Regions from separate parts of the Mus musculus genome. Here all the other regions are linked to region 1. Evidence: chromatin loops called from intact Hi-C (ENCODE). Cell type or tissue: heart. All regions are shown on one strand.

Region 1 (5,000 bases):
TCACCATAACGCATCCCAAAATTTTCTGCTTCCTCAGCTGAGGTCCTAGGATCCTAGGAGACAAGGAAGGGCACAACCCAGTGTCTGGATGAAGCCTAAATCCAGTGTGGGCACGCTGAAGGAGCTCTGAAGCCTCAGGAGGGGAACAGAACAGACTCTTTGGTTTCCGTAGCTGGAATCTAGAGATCAACAGGAAACTCAATGGAAGTCCCCAGGCTGTCTCTAGTGAAGGCTCAGACCCCATTCCCTCCGGGCAGCTCCCTATGACAGCCTCCTCTGTGGGAGCTCAACCTACTACCCTACTCACCTGTAAGATTAATTATCACATAAGGAATAACCCCAGTTGATATTTACATAGCTGACTGCCTGCAGGCACTGCTTAGAGTATTCAAGATAAGTTACACAATCCTATAAAACCAACAGGACAACCTCTAGTCTCCTCTCCCACTTTATAAGGGAATAAAGGCCCAAAGATGTCAAGCCAGCTTGCCTTAAATCACAGAGCCAAAGGCCTCACACCACACAGTCTGGCTCTGAATTTGGAGCTCTGGACCTTGTATTATATTATTTATCTGTCTGGTTGTTTGTTCATTTGTTATTTGTTTATTTATTTTCAGGGGTGCACGTATGCTATGGTGTGGCCTTAGGGATCAAACTCAGGTTCTCAGGTTTAGAGGCAAGTGCCTCGAAAGCTCTCATCCTTCCCACCAGCTCAAGCTCTGGACTTTTTAAAGAACCCATTTTGCCACTGTAAAACTACACTGGCTCCTCCCAGACAGCCAGGAGCCCAGGGAACCCCCTCCAGCCAGGGTGTACAAAAGCTGACAAGTTGGGGTGGGGAGAATCCCAGAAGAGCTGCCCGCTCTTCTGTGCCCTACTGCATGCAGAAAAGCCCGGGTGGTCAGAAGAGCATGCAGCTCCCGGCCAAGCTTCCAGGACTAAGTGGCCTCCCTCGGGTTGCCTGAGGGCCATTCCCTAGTGGCCAGAGGTGGCCTCCAGGGCTCACAGGGCAAGACACACTACTCAGGTTACACAATCAGTCCTCCACTTCTGGCACTGGCTTGGGGACCCAAGTAAGGGCAAGGCAGAAAAGCAGCCTGGGGTCCCCTGCTCTTGTACACGTGGGGAAACCGAGGTCAACACAGGAAGCAACGGTGTCCCAAGACACAATAATGTCTGTCTGGCTCATCTCAGAATGCCCCAGTCACACAACAATGGCTGTCCACAAACGACAGGTGTCCTGGGATGACATGAAAGTCAGAGAAAACTTTTCCCCCCCTGGTTTCTTTAATTCTAAGAATGTGGACTCTAATCAATTTCCATTATCCTAGCGGCCCCGTCTCCGTAGGGACGATTTAAAACCGCAGTCAACCTAGCACAACAGCCAGGGGCACACATGGGGGAGTGGGTTTTGTTTTTTTTCCCCCATTAATATAAAAACTAGTTTAGATTTCCTGTTTCTTTTTAAGGCTGAGCAGCTCAGTCACTGCGAGGGGGAAGTGAGGAGTTCCCTAGAATCTGTCATTGCTCAGCAATGCCAGAGTGGCTGCCTCTTTCATTTAGAAACTGCCAGCTTCAAGCCCTACCCGATTCTCTCTCTCTCTCTCTCTCTCTCTCTCTCTCTCTCTCTCTCTCTCTCTCTCCCCCACCCCCTTCTCAACTGTGAGAGAGGAAGAGATGGGAAAGAAAGCCAACCCTGTCTTATTCTCACAGGCCTTTCCAGAAGGATCCTTGGGCCAAAGGGCTTTCAATGCCTCCACACAGCGTCTTCCCCCCCCCCAACTTCGTACTCCCTCCTCCCTCAGTGGGAACCCCCCCCCCCGACCTCACACAGACTCCCCTGCATCCTTAAGCCATTGAGTGTTTCTTTTTCCCAGATGGAGAGAACTCCAGTGTGATTGGGGGTCTCTTGAAACACACACACACACACACACAAACGCACGCCTTCCTGAAGCAGGGTTAAGACTTCCTCCAACCCAAGAAGGGAGTTAAAGCGGCCCCAGCAGGAGGCACGGAGATTAAAGCCCTCAGGTCTCTAAGACCAGCCCTTCCCACCCCCTCCAGTTTTCTCACTTCCTAGGAGGGTAGGGAAGTGGCCCCTTCCTCATTCTCACTAGAGACACCAGGGCAACTACGTACCGGAGTTTAAAGCCCCCGCAGGGCTGCCCTGGGTCACCGCCCTGCATCCAACCCTACGACGTAGCCTGCAGAACTATCCAGAGCAAGGGACTCAACCTCTCTGGAGCCGAACTCTTCCCTGATCTTAAGGATCAGAAAATATAACCTACTGATGAGCCCGGTAACGGCACAGTCTGCTGATACCAGTGTAAGGTGCGTGGTACACAGACGCACTCGGACGCTGTTTTGCAGTCTAAGGCTTTGACTGTGCAATTCGAGCTGGGGCAAGGCTACGGAGCCCAGGGTCCCCGGTGCAGCTAAGGAGCCCCTACCCGGGCTTCTCCCTACACTGGCCCCCCAGCGGGGCGGCCCCGGGCAGCGGCCGCGCGGATGTAACCATTTCAAACTATGCACAAGGCGGGGAGCCACAGACAAAAGCGCAACGCGGGCCGGCCGGCCACAGGTGGCGGGAGCTCACCGACTGCAGGAAACGCAAGGTGCCCACGTAGTCGCGCTCGGTGCCCAGGATCTCGTTGAGTACGCACAGACGGAGGCGCAGCTGGCGCTCCGAGTCGCGGGCGGCCGCGCACGGCCCGGAGACGGGGCCGCGAGCATCGGGATGCGCACCGTCCCCGCCTGGGTCCCCGCCGCCGTCACCACCACCGCTGCCGGGTGCCTCCATAGCCGCGCGGCGCCCGAACTTCCCGCGCCGAGGTCGCGCCGCGGCTTAGGCGTCCGGGCTCCGCATCCCGGACAGGCGCCGCTCAGCGGGCCCGGGGCAGGCGGAGCGGGGGCGGGACCTGGGCGGGGTCATGGTGTATGGGCGGGGCCTTGGTAGAGAGGGCTGAGCGATGGGCGGGGAAGGAGGCGGGGTCAATCTGCTAGTGGGCGGGGATCTTTGTAGAAAATGGACGGGGTGGGGCGGCACCTCATGCGGAAACTGGGCGGGGACTAATGGAGAATGGACTGAGCTGGGGCGGAGTCTGGTGGGATTGGGCGGGGATTGGGCGGAGCCCCCTCCCGGCTTCCAGGGAGCGTCGGCCAAGAGCCGGTTCGTGCGCGCGCCGCACAGTCAGAGTTTGGGGCTGGAAATGCGTCGCCCCAGACCCCAGTCAGGTCGTGGTTCTGCTGAGTCTGTAGGCCAAGACCCATTCAGCAGTTCTGCAAGAGCAGCTCGCGCCATCCACCCGTAAGGAGTGCCCCGTGGGTGATCTGCTGGAGCCGGATCAGCGACCACCACGCGCATCTCCTGACGCCCGGAAGAGCAGCTCGACGCCCCCACCAACACGGCCGCTCATGCCCTCGGCTTACGGTGACCTTGGAAGAACTCTAGCTGCATCTTTGTCCTTACTTCTGTTTCTCTTTCCGTCGGAGCTCTGCGCCTACTGTCCCAGCGCTCCCCATCCCTAAGCAAAGGTGCCCACTTGGACGAGACCGTTGCAGGAAGCCGCCCTCGTACCCACCAGAGATAAAGCCAAAATGGGAATTTTGCTGCCAGCCGACAGGCTGTTCTGTGTGACCTTGATCTTTCAAACGTTCAGTTAACGTGCTAACCCCCCTTTACCCTCGAGAGGCATTGGGACCCGAGTCAGCCTCTGGGGTTCAGCCCCTCATTGATGACCTTGGTCAGCACCCCCATCCCACCTAAAGCTCCTCCGTTTGCCTCACAGTACAAGGGGAAGAACAGTAACACCTAACTCTTAGGGACCAGCATACGGCTGAGCCATAGTCCCTGGAAAGTGATTTTAACACCCTAGAAAGTCTTATCTTCGTTCTTAATTATTCCTGCCTTTGTCAACTGCCCTCTTGACCGGGCCTCTGAACTGCTTGTTCAATCCCTACCTGCCCCGCCTCAGATCTATTATCTCCTATGGAGTCAGTCCCTGTTTCACAAAATAGCCTCTGTGGAGTGTCATCATTTCTGGGGCAGGAGCACTGTCCTCTATTTACTTCCCTTCAAGATGCCTAGAATAGTTCTCTGGGGCCTTGAAGTAAAACAGTCTTTTGCACAAGGATAGAGGAGAGACTGTGGTAGCTCCTGCTACCCCTGGCCCTGTTCCTTTGGGGCCTAGGGCACCGTGACATTTGATGTGGGCAAGGTATCCTAGGTAAATGGATGTAAAAGGGTGAGCCCATCAGGTATTGGTCATGGAGTGAGTGTTTCCAAAGAATCATTATCTTCTTGTTTCTGAGCTTTCCAGACATAACACTGCTTCTGTCCTTAGATCCAGCACCTTTTTGGGTTTCAGTGGGCCCTGTCTTGAAATCATTACTCGCTAGCTGGTAGCAGTCACGAGCCAGCCAAATCCAGCTGCCTGGGTGACCTTGGCCAAGACACTTCACCTTTCTGAAGCTCCATTTTTTTTTTTTTAATCTGTAAGATGAGAGTCTGAGGGAACAAACCCAGGATTAGTGACATCTAGGGTCAGGTTAGTTCTCCATTGTAAGAGCATAGCAGCACACAGTACCCGGGATGTCCCAGGAGCACCCCGTCCACAGTTGTGAGCCGTCGGTGCCTTCTAAGGTAGCCAGAGAACCTCTGACACACGCAACACAGCTAGCTGGGTTAGGTAGTGCTAAGTAAACACTAGTCCCCTTCTCAGCCTGTGACCAAGGCTGGAGGTTAGCCTCACATTTACACATGGGTCCCACCCTCCAAACAAGAACTGACTGTCAGAAAGAATGACCGAGCACTTCCACATCTGTGGACGGGCCCCTCACATCATCTCCCACCCTGGAACAGTGACACTGCCTAGCACACGTGTCTGGATTTCTTGTGGAGCTCTTTGTTGCTGGTTTGTTGGATTTATGTAGCCCAGGACAGCCCTGAACTCCTGATCCTCCCGCCCCAGTCCCCAGAACGCTAGGGTTACAGGCCTGCA
Region 2 (5,000 bases), 110 kb before region 1:
TCCACCCAGGGAAGGGTGGGTGGATGGATGGACAGATGGTAGGCAGATGAACAGATGGATGGGTGAGGGATGGATAGGCAGATGGGTACATGACTAGATGGGTGGCAGATGTTTGGTAGGTAGAGGAATAGGTGTGTGGATGAACGATTGACAGATACATAGACAGGTGGCTAGATATGGGTTAGTAGGTAGGTAGGTAGATGTATAGATAGAAGAGTGAAAAAATGGTTGATGGTTGGTAGATGAATGAATGGTGGATGGATGGACAGATGGGTGGGTAGAAGGATGAATGGTGTAGCTTATTAGTCGGTGCATGGATAGATGATGGATGGATGATGAATGGATGGATAGATGGATGATGGGTTGATGGACAGACAGACGGATGGATGGATGGATGATATATGGATGATAGATGGTGAATGGACAGATGGATGGACAAACAGATGATGGGTGGATGAACGGATGGATAGACAGATGGATAACGAGTAGGTAGATGGATGAGTAGGTAGGAGATGAATGATGGATAGACAGAGAAAAGATGGTAGATGGGTGTGGGAAATAACTGAGTGGGGAGTCGCGTCCATGTGGGATCTATGGACGGAGGCATAAGCCAATGGATACACACTGGGCCACATGGTACATAGGTACATAAGAACAGACAGATGCATAAGCCATCAGAGAAATCAACACTGGATAGATGGGCAGATGTGGAGGCTGAGGAGGGATGCTGGGTAGATGGTGGACGGTGGATGAACACCAAGGGTAGTTGGGGTGAGGTAGCTAGATGGTATGGATACTAAATGCGTCTGTCTGTGTGCATGCATGTAGCTATGTACGGAGTATAAATGAAACTCACAAAATAAGGAGGAGGCCATACCAGGCCCAGAAAGCTCAGGCCCAGATGTCTCAAATCACATCCTGTCAATTCTCAGACTGGTCCATCACACCTTGTCTGTCCGTCCTCACAGAGCTCCAATCACACCCTCTCTGTCCTCACAGAGCTCCAATCACACTCTCTCTGTCCTCACAGTGCTCCCATCACACCCTCTCTGTCCTCACAGTACTCCCATCACACCCTCTCTCTCCTCACAGTGCTCCCATCACACCCTCTCTGTCCTCACAGTGCTCCCATCACACCCTCTCTGTCCTCACAGAGCTCCAATCACACTCTCTCTGTCCTCACAGTGCTCCCATCACACCCTCTCTGTCCTCACAGTGCTCCCATCACACCCTCTCTGTCCTCACAGTGCTCCCATCACACCCTCTCTGTCCTCACAGTGCTCCCATCACACCCTCTCTGTCCTCACAGTGCTCCCATCACACCCTCTCTGTCCTCACAGAGCTCCCATCACACCCTCTCTGTCCTCACAGTGCTCCCATCACACCCTCTCTGTCCTCACAGTGCTCCCATCACACCCTCTCTGTCCTCACAGAGCTCCCATCACACCCTCTCTGTCCTCACAGTGCTCCCATCACACCTTCTCCATCCTCCAATAGGCTTTTGCCTTACTCAGAAAGGAGTTCAACACCTCTGCCTCAACTGTCTCACACATCTGCCCAGAAATATGTGCATCAACATCAGCATCGCCACCAACGCCATGCCTAGAGCATAATTCCTAGATCAGTCTTCTCTCCTGCATCCCCCTCCCCATCCTCTGGGCTTTGGCTCACTTACCTTTCTTCCCTTCTTTTAAAAAAACAAAAAACAAAAAAAACAACCCTAGGCCCCAACATACCTCTGGGCCTTGAAGTTGCTGCTCCATTCACCTAAAAATGCCCTTTCCAAACTCCCTCCGTGCCACCGCTCCCAAGGGGCAACAACCCACACGACCGCCAGGGAAGACTCCACACAGAGCCTGCCCACCTGACTATGCACTCTGCAGCAATGGGTTTACAGATGTATGTGTGTTTATCAGACCCCTCCCTGAGCACACTGACACACGGCGTGTGAGCCCTCGCTGATAGCTGCTGACCTTGTTCATTGACCTTTTCTTGACACGCTTTGAGACTCAAGTGTCCTCCACACAACAAATGAGGAACGAACGAGGAAGGTTGGGGACACAGGTGAGACAGGTTCTGGCTCGAGGCCTCTGAGGTCCCAGCCCCTGTGGACTCTTGGGCTCGGCACAGATTTCAGCCCACTGGAGCCAACGCAAGAGGGTGATCCCAGAGCAGGCAGCACCCACAAGCGTGGGCAGCAGTGCCCAGCCCCCTTTATGGAAACCAGCTGTCCCACCTCCGGTTACAACAGGGGACGCTATTTTTAGCTTTTCGTGCTGGCAGAGGAAGGACCTGGCCTTATAGAGGTAGCGGCATTACGAGGCATTCAGAAAGCCCAAGGATGTGGGAAAGAAACAGGTACATTTCTGGTACGCTGGGTGGGAACTTTCCAAGTTCTGTGTCCCTCTAACCACCCCCTACTCCACTGTTCTCCAAGTCCCAACTCTTGGGACAGGCACTGACTGCCAGCAACCCCAGAAGGCAAACAGATGTTGGTGTGACCACTCGCAGAGGCTGGAGGTCAGAGAGCCAGAGCAAGGCTGCTCACCAGCTGTCCTATCCAGGGCCACAGTGGGGAACAAGAAGTATACCAAAGTGACTGCAGGGGGCAGAAAACAGACTCAGGAGAGCAACTGAGTGGCGACTATGCCTACACTTGCTACCCTTTGGGAAACCAAGCTGGGTCTTCAGCTTGTTGGGCCAACTAATGCAAAGCTGTCCCTATCTAGGGACCAAGATGCAGCTGGATGCTGCTCAACAGGATGCAGCTGGCAAATGGTTTCCTTGGGGACATCTGGAATTCGTGGGTGGACTTTTTAATCCTGTGAAACTTTAAGCTGGAACCCAGGAGGGAAACCAGATAAAGTTAATCTCTTCTTACGCAGGAACCTCAAACTCTGAACAGGGGATACTGGCCAGGTAGAGTCTGTGCCAAGCCAGTCAAAGCTAAAGCCACTGCTCAAAGAGCCCACCACAACCCCGTGGGTCCAGCTCTTCAAGAGAGCGAGCAGGAAATCTGATATTTCCTATGGAGCTCCCAGTTGTTCAATGCTGGCCCCAGGCTTCCACGTGTACTGGGCCAGCAGAGAGTGCCCCAAGCTGGACATCAGCGTGCACAGAAGCTCTGAGTGACAGGTGGCAGTAGGGAGCTGGGATCTGACAGTAGCTCTGGGTGAGGCTATAAACAACAAGGCCCAGGCTTCCAGATAGATGTCCCCACAGCAGTGGGAGGCACTGAGGTTTGGAGGCCAAGGTGGGGTGGAATCAAATGGCAGAGTCCTCTGACAGGCTGTGCCAACTTCCCTTCTCCTTCGGCCCTGCCGAATGGACACCACTCAGCCCGTTTCAGGTCAAGGCCAAGGTTGAGCACAGAGGGCATGTGGGCACATCCTTTCATGAGCGACACCTGATCAGAGGCTCCATGTACCACTCCCCAAAGGGACATCTTCCCACTTGCTTCCTGCCTGGAGCCTGGGGTTGAGATGCCACCTGGAGTCCCATGCACAAAGTCCCTGCCAATGTCCCTGGTGATGTCTGTCAGGCCGTGTGACTCTCATACCTCAACTTCATGACTGCCGAGAGTGCAGGCGTGTGCCGCTACACCCAGTTTGATCTCTGTTGCATGCAGCTATGCACACAGCCTTCTACCTCAGAGCCCCCAGTGTGTGGATGTTTAACAACAAGACACGCCGTCACTATCAAGGGAGGCAACAAATGCCTCTGCCTCAGGAAACCATCCCGAGTGGCCCTGGGGTCTCACAATTCATCTTTGCCCCCTACTGAGCCTCCCTGAACACCTGGACTAAAGCCTGACCCCTGACCCAGTGCCACGAGATGCAGCCCTGCTGACTCCCGAGCCTCGGGCCAACAGTCGCCAACTCAGCTCCTGCCACCCCAGCATCACAGCTCACGAAAGCCACCAGACTCTGCCACGCCCAGGCGTGCTGCTCCTCTGGTCTTCTTGTGGCTGACACTCGCTTGTCACTCAGGTCTTGGTTGAAATGTGATCTCCAGTACGAGGCCACCTTTCCCACCCTGGCTGAGTCAGCTCTGCAGCTCCCCCCTTTACATCACTGCACAACTGCCTTGTGGGGTTCCCTGGCCCAGTGGGTTCCTTTATTGGCCTGTGTACTTGTCCACCGAGTGATTCCTGTAGGAACAGCCATCTCCCTGTGGGCAGGAAGTCTGTCTGTTCAGTTCCCTGCTGCTGGCTGGCAATGGGAGGGATGGAAGGGAGGGAGGGAGAGAGAGAAGGAGGGAGGAAGGAAGGATGGAAGGGAGGGAGGGAGAGAGAGAAGGAGGGAGGAAGGAAGGAATTAATTTTTGTCTCTCTAGCTAACCTGAGGCTGCTGGAAGGCAGGTACACACACACACACACACACACACACACACACACACACACACACACACACATACACACACACACAGAGTATGTTATCCCACAGTACACAGATTTTACCACTGAAATGTGAAGTCTATTCGTTTCTGAGTGGGACACAAACAGGTCACTTCTTCACACCTGTCCATGTAACATGATGTCGTGCATGGAGGCCCCAGCCCATGTTCTCAGTGCTCTGGCCAGCATGGTACTATTGCCATTGCATCCCCACTGCATCCCCACTGTGTTTCCACAGCATCCCCACTGTGTTTCCACAGCATCCCCACTGTATCCCCACTGTGTTCCCACTGCATCCCCACTGTGTTCCCACTGCAACCCCATTGTGTTGCCACTGCAACCCCATTGTGTTGCCACTGCATCCCCTCTGTGCTCCCACTGTGTCCCCACTGTGTTTCCACTGCATCCCCACTGCATCCTCCAGCCTTTCTCCTTCCTTAATTATCATTCATTGAGACCCAGAGACATTAAACCAGTGCCCAAAGTCATCCAATAAGAAGGTAAGGGGAGTAAGACGCAGTCCCAGTCTGACTCAAAACCTGGCCTTAAAAGGCTATGAAGATAAGCCAGACAGTCCATAGCCAGGGAGTCGCCATCCAGTCCC
Region 3 (5,000 bases), 58 kb before region 1:
CAGCTGGAACTTCAGGGCTTTGCCATCAAGAACAACATGTCTCTGAACCCTGCAGCTCCAGGAGGGAGGCCCCCTCCTGTGTGCCCATTTTACAGGACAGGGATGCCCAGCTGTGAAGTGTTCACTTAGAGCCACAGAGCTAGGATGTGGTGGTCTGGCCTGATATGGAGAATCCCAGCCCAAATGTGCATCTCAAGTGAGTAACTGTGGGCCACAGATGGCCCTGGCTTTTTAAGCAGCCGGCAGCTGCCTGGAGACCCAGGCCATCTGTCTGGAACCACAGTCGCAGCTTGGGGAGGATACAGCTCTCCCTGGAGATGCAGAACAGAGCAGAGCCCTGCACTCATTCCTGGAGAGAGACAATGGCAATCTGAGCGGCTCGGGGACAGGGACTGCTGTCCCCAGGGATACCCACACCTCAGCTGGGGTGACCTCACTCGACATATGGTGAAACCTGAGAGGGGTGGTGGGGGCACCCCCAGATCACACCAAGTACAAAGCAGGATGCCCATGGGACTCAATCCCCACTGTGATCTGCAGAGATTCATGGACCAGCAGCACCCTGGCCACAAAGTCAGAATAAGCCACGCCTTCAACAATAATAAACCAGCCCTATAAGACACCATGGCCTGCTCCCAGCAAACCCCCACAGCCAGACATGGGGAGGTCCCCCTAAGCACCCAGAAAGCCCTGCAAAGACCCCAGTCCTATATCCCACCGGCTTACAAACCTGGTTTGGATCCTACAGGGATCAGGAACCTCAGGCATAGCACAAAGATCTTGCTTCCACAAATGACATGCCATCCCATCAGTCATGGGAGAGTGACGCCTCCTTCCCCCACCCCAGCCCAGGACAGCCCTGCAATGACAAGTTCATGATACAGAAGTCCATTTAATGACCTGGAGAAGAGCCACTGATGACCCCTTAGCCAGGGCAATGACCAGGGCCGGGGCGGGGGGGGAGGCCTGTCATTGAGTGGGGGGCACACGGGGCCACATCTCAGTTTTGGCTCAATAAATTACCTGGGCCTCACACATGTGTGAAAAGGGCCTGGCAGGGCCAGGAACAAATGCTAACAGTGCAGAGCAGGCTGTAAAGGTCTAGCTCTGCCATTGATGGGGGGGGGGGGGGGAATATGCAGATGAGCAGTGACTACCCCCACCCCAGGCCTCAGTTTCCTCCTCTATGAATCAAAGAAAGAGTGAGAGCTCTGCCTGCAGGGAGCACGTCAGAGGCCATCACGTAACACATGTGATACACAGGAGTGATGCAGGCACATAAAATACTTGAGACTGTAGGTGAGCATCTAGCCCCATCATAATCCCATCTGCAGATTACAGGGGTCTCTGGGAATGGGAGCTGGGTATCCACAGGCTCCGGGCACCGTGCTTCCTAAGAAAGCTTCGGACACCTGCCAGCCACCACTAAGGAGCCAGACACCCAGCGTGACCACACCACCAGCATGGCCACACGTACCCCATCCTGTTTGTACTTGTGTGGGCTTGGGCTTATTTGCAGTGTTAAGAGACTGAGCCCAGGACCTCAGCACACCAGACAAGTAAGTGCTCTACCAATGAGCTACATCCCAGGCTCTCAGTTCAGTTCTTGTCTTGTGGCAATACAAGACTACTATACTATCACTGTCTCCCATCCAAATACTAACCAAGCCCGACCCTGCTTAGCTTCTGAGATCAGACGAGATAGAGCATGTTCAGGGTGGTATGGCCATAGATATATACTATCATTGTCAACCTGACAAGATCTAGAGTCACCTCAGGAGACAAGTCGCTAAGCACACCCAGTGAGGGATTATGTTAGGTTAGGGTGAGGTGGGAAGACCCATCCTGAATGTGGGGGGCAGGCACCATCCCACAGGCTGGGGGTCTCAGACTGCATAAAAAGGAGAAAGCATGCTGAGGGCAGAGTTCCTCTCCAAGTGGCCTGACAACAGACACAACGTGAGTGGCTGCCTCATGCCTCTGCCGCCATGCCCTCTCCGCCATGACTGACTGTACCCTGGAATTGTGAGCCAGAGTATTTCCCTTCCTTAAGGTTGCTGTTATCAAGGTATGTTGCCATAGCAACAGTTGGGTAACTGATACAGCAAGGTTTCATCAGGTTGCCTAGGCTACCCTTGAACTTACCATGTGTAGGCCACACAGGCTTAGAACTTATAATTCTCCTGCCTCATCCTCTCAAATAGCAGGGATAATCGGCCCATACCACCAGGCCTGGATTAGTGGTACCATTTGAAGTCTTGTGTTTTCCAGCCTGAACTTAAAATACCTGTATCTCCTGCAGAGACAGAGGACAGTGTGGCCTGTCATCAACAACAAAGCCACCTGCCACCCCCGGCACCCCCTGCCCATGCCGAGCAGACTATCCCCACCCCCAGGCCTTGGGAAACACCCAGCACCTCTGACTCAATGCTGTCTTTTTAGTAAAGGTGACCGCTCACTACCAAGACTTCCTGGAACCAGTGGGCTGGCTGTGGGAGCCGACAGTTGCTCAGATGAGAGACAGGCTGTCTGAGGGGCTGGTGTTTGAGCAAGCACTGTGACAGATGGGGAGCTCTGCAAGTATCTGGGGGAAAGGGCATTCTGGGGCAGAGGCCCTCGGCTTTCCTAGCCCTTCCCATCTGAAGCACCTGCCCCTCCACCTCCTTCACACCCATGCTGGCAGGCAGTTACACCCAGGGACGCTACTTGTGTTTGCCTATCAACTTATCGATTTGTCCATTTAGCGTGTTGTGGAGAGCCAGAGTCTAGAAAGAAGCCCTCAGTACACACGTGTCAGGCCCACCAGATGATCATCTAACCCCCATACCCTTTACCCCAGCTCCCCTTCCAGACCCTGATGAGGAACACCCACCCTGGGATCCACCAAAGAGGAACTTGAAGCAAAACCCAAGTTGCTACCACCTACTGTGAGCCACTCAACAGTGGGGGAGGGGAGGCCGCAGAAGGGAAGCAAACCTCTCCCCACAGAGCCCCACCCATCCCTCCCCTGCCAAGGCCCACTCAGTGGATACCCAGCCACCCTGGGCAACTCACACCCTCTTTAGTTGAGCCTGCAAAAGGCTTTGTGTCTCGGTTTGAATATGAATACCCCAACCCTAGCTTCTTTGGGGATAATGGGCATATAGGCTTGAAGTACCTGAAGCCCCTGTGGCTACCACCTTCCCCCAGGGCAAGCATCCTGAGTTTTCCCATCTGACACAGTCACTGCTGCCTTCCCTGGCCTGACTGAGGTTGTAAATGTGAGTGTGAGACCCTCTCCTACACAAAGACACGGCTAATGGAAATCCACACCCAAGTCAGACATCACTAATGGAGCACAGAGCTATTCTTGCTGAGTCTCCTCATTGTTATCCTGTAGATCTATAACCTGCTCTGGAGTCCCTCCCACTCAGACCCCAACTCCTCCCTTTTCCTTTGAGCCCTTTGGTTTCTTTTTCCTGTGAACAATGGGGTCACCGCAGTTAGATTAAGACTGGGGTTCTCCACCACAGGTCTTCAACATGTGATTGCCTGGAGTTTCTGAAGAGACATGGTGGAACCCACATGTGGGGCGTGATATGCAGGCATACAGATCTCAGCTATGGAGGCTGTCGGATAACTTCCCTGGCTTCCTCCCTCTAGCCAGACAACCAGATCTGCCTCCAGATATTGCCTTGGTCAGCCACAGCCAGCTGACTGAGCTAACAAAACTGCTACTAGAATGAGCATCTGGGGTTTAAGTACTACCTGTACCCTAGCCTGCTGTGTGTCCCAGTAGCCTTTCTGGGCCTTGCCTTCCTTCTCTGAGGAATTGGAACAAGGAACAATACCCTCTCTCTGTCTCAGGTCCTTCCTCTGGGAAGCAGGGGCACAGGATGGCTCCCGTGACTTCTTTTCTGGTGATGAAATATCCTTGCATCTGGCCGAGGTGATGATGACCAAACTCTGACTGCTCAAACCCACGAGTAGCACACTCCCCTTGAGTCCAGGGGACTGTGACATGCAGAATAGAGCGACACACTACCGAAGCAAAACCAAGACCCGCTTGCTGCCTAGAGGGGACAAAAGCGCCCGGAGAGCCTCCAGCACACACCACAGAAGCCTGTGTGGCAGGTGGCTAGGAGCAAAAGCATCAAACTCACAAGCCAGCAGTGTCCGGGAACAGGCCTGATTTAGGTGGCATTTCCTGCCGGAATGCGAGGACAAAGCAGGGCCAGCCACTCTAAAGCCCCAGAGCCCAGGGCTGGGCGGGTGGCCTTCTGGGTCCCACTCCTTCTGCACTTTGGGACAATGGGATTGCTGCTCTCAATGGCGCTGACACTTGACATCTGAGACAATTGCTCTGGGAGCCCCCCACACCCAGGTCCAAGGGTTAGCCTTTTTTTTCCCCCATCTCCCCAAACAATTGTCCCTGTACAGGCTTCAGTCCAGTCCAGACTTTATCTACAGGGGCTGTGGAGAACCAGGAAACAGTGCTCAAGACAGAGGATGACAACAGTGTGGCTCCAAACAGGACGGGAGGGGGTGGCGCCCACATGGCTGGAAGTTTCCCTGTTTGCTTTTACTGCAGCAGCTGTGACCCTGGGGAAGGGATTCCCAGGGACAGGATTGCGCTGCTGCCCTCGGGGTGTGAGCGCAAATCTGCCATAGCTTCCTAGCATTGCCTGGCATTGCCTTGTTCCGCCAGCCTCACCCCACTGCACAGATAAGAAGACTGAGGTTTCCATGGGCTGAAGCATCCTGCCAAGTGGACTTAGCTGAGCTCCAACCTCTGGGCTATCCAGCATCCAGGCATCCACTCTGGCCCAGTCTCTTGGTCCCAACTGTCACTCATTTCCCACCCCTGGCTCCTGATGGCAGCAGCATAAAAGCCATCCCCTCCCTAGGCTCTGTAACAGATTCTTTGTCCTCAGGGTCTATACCAGTGAAGAGAAGGCCACCCTTCAGGGAAGATCAAGGGGCCCAGAGGCAGGCTGCAGCATGGGGTAGGTCCACCAGCC

What was found. Peaks named below come from ENCODE experiments on the same cell type or tissue, not always from the same donor. Only the 100,000 strongest peaks of a DNase experiment are listed, where the experiment ranks them.
Region 2: a loop joins it to region 1, with 2.9 times the contacts of the local background. A loop is called at or near these places in 16 of 42 quality-filtered maps.
Region 3: it touches region 1 in a loop (2.1-fold over the local background); 9 of 42 quality-filtered maps call a loop at or near these places.

The regions. Positions count from the first base shown.
Region 1 is chr2:166,710,919-166,715,918 of GRCm38, forward strand. Prex1 (phosphatidylinositol-3,4,5-trisphosphate-dependent Rac exchange factor 1) reads right to left here and starts at 2,914. Exons shown (of 40, transcript NM_177782.3): 1 at 2,597-2,914. The coding sequence starts at 2,800. Gm46777 (a long non-coding RNA gene) reads left to right here and starts at 2,911. Exons shown (of 3, transcript XR_001783555.2): 1 at 2,911-5,000. In heart, no CTCF peak of the experiment used is centred here; DNase peaks (open chromatin) are centred at 1,073, 2,013, 3,023 and 3,583; H3K4me3 peaks cover 3,377 bases; H3K27ac peaks cover 3,868 bases.
Region 2 is chr2:166,603,118-166,608,117 of GRCm38, forward strand. The region is part of intron 10 of Prex1 (phosphatidylinositol-3,4,5-trisphosphate-dependent Rac exchange factor 1); the gene reads right to left. Among named protein-coding and RNA genes, the nearest start is that of Gm29679, 41 kb to the left of the region's middle. In heart, CTCF peaks have their summits at 2,590 (motif pointing right) and 3,164; DNase peaks (open chromatin) are centred at 2,474, 3,564 and 3,904; H3K27ac peaks cover 2,374 bases.
Region 3 is chr2:166,653,409-166,658,408 of GRCm38, forward strand. All of the region lies in intron 1 of Prex1 (phosphatidylinositol-3,4,5-trisphosphate-dependent Rac exchange factor 1), which reads right to left. Among named protein-coding and RNA genes, the nearest start is that of Gm50596, 47 kb to the right of the region's middle. In heart, no CTCF peak of the experiment used is centred here; DNase peaks (open chromatin) are centred at 2,397, 2,941 and 4,358; H3K27ac peaks cover 2,651 bases.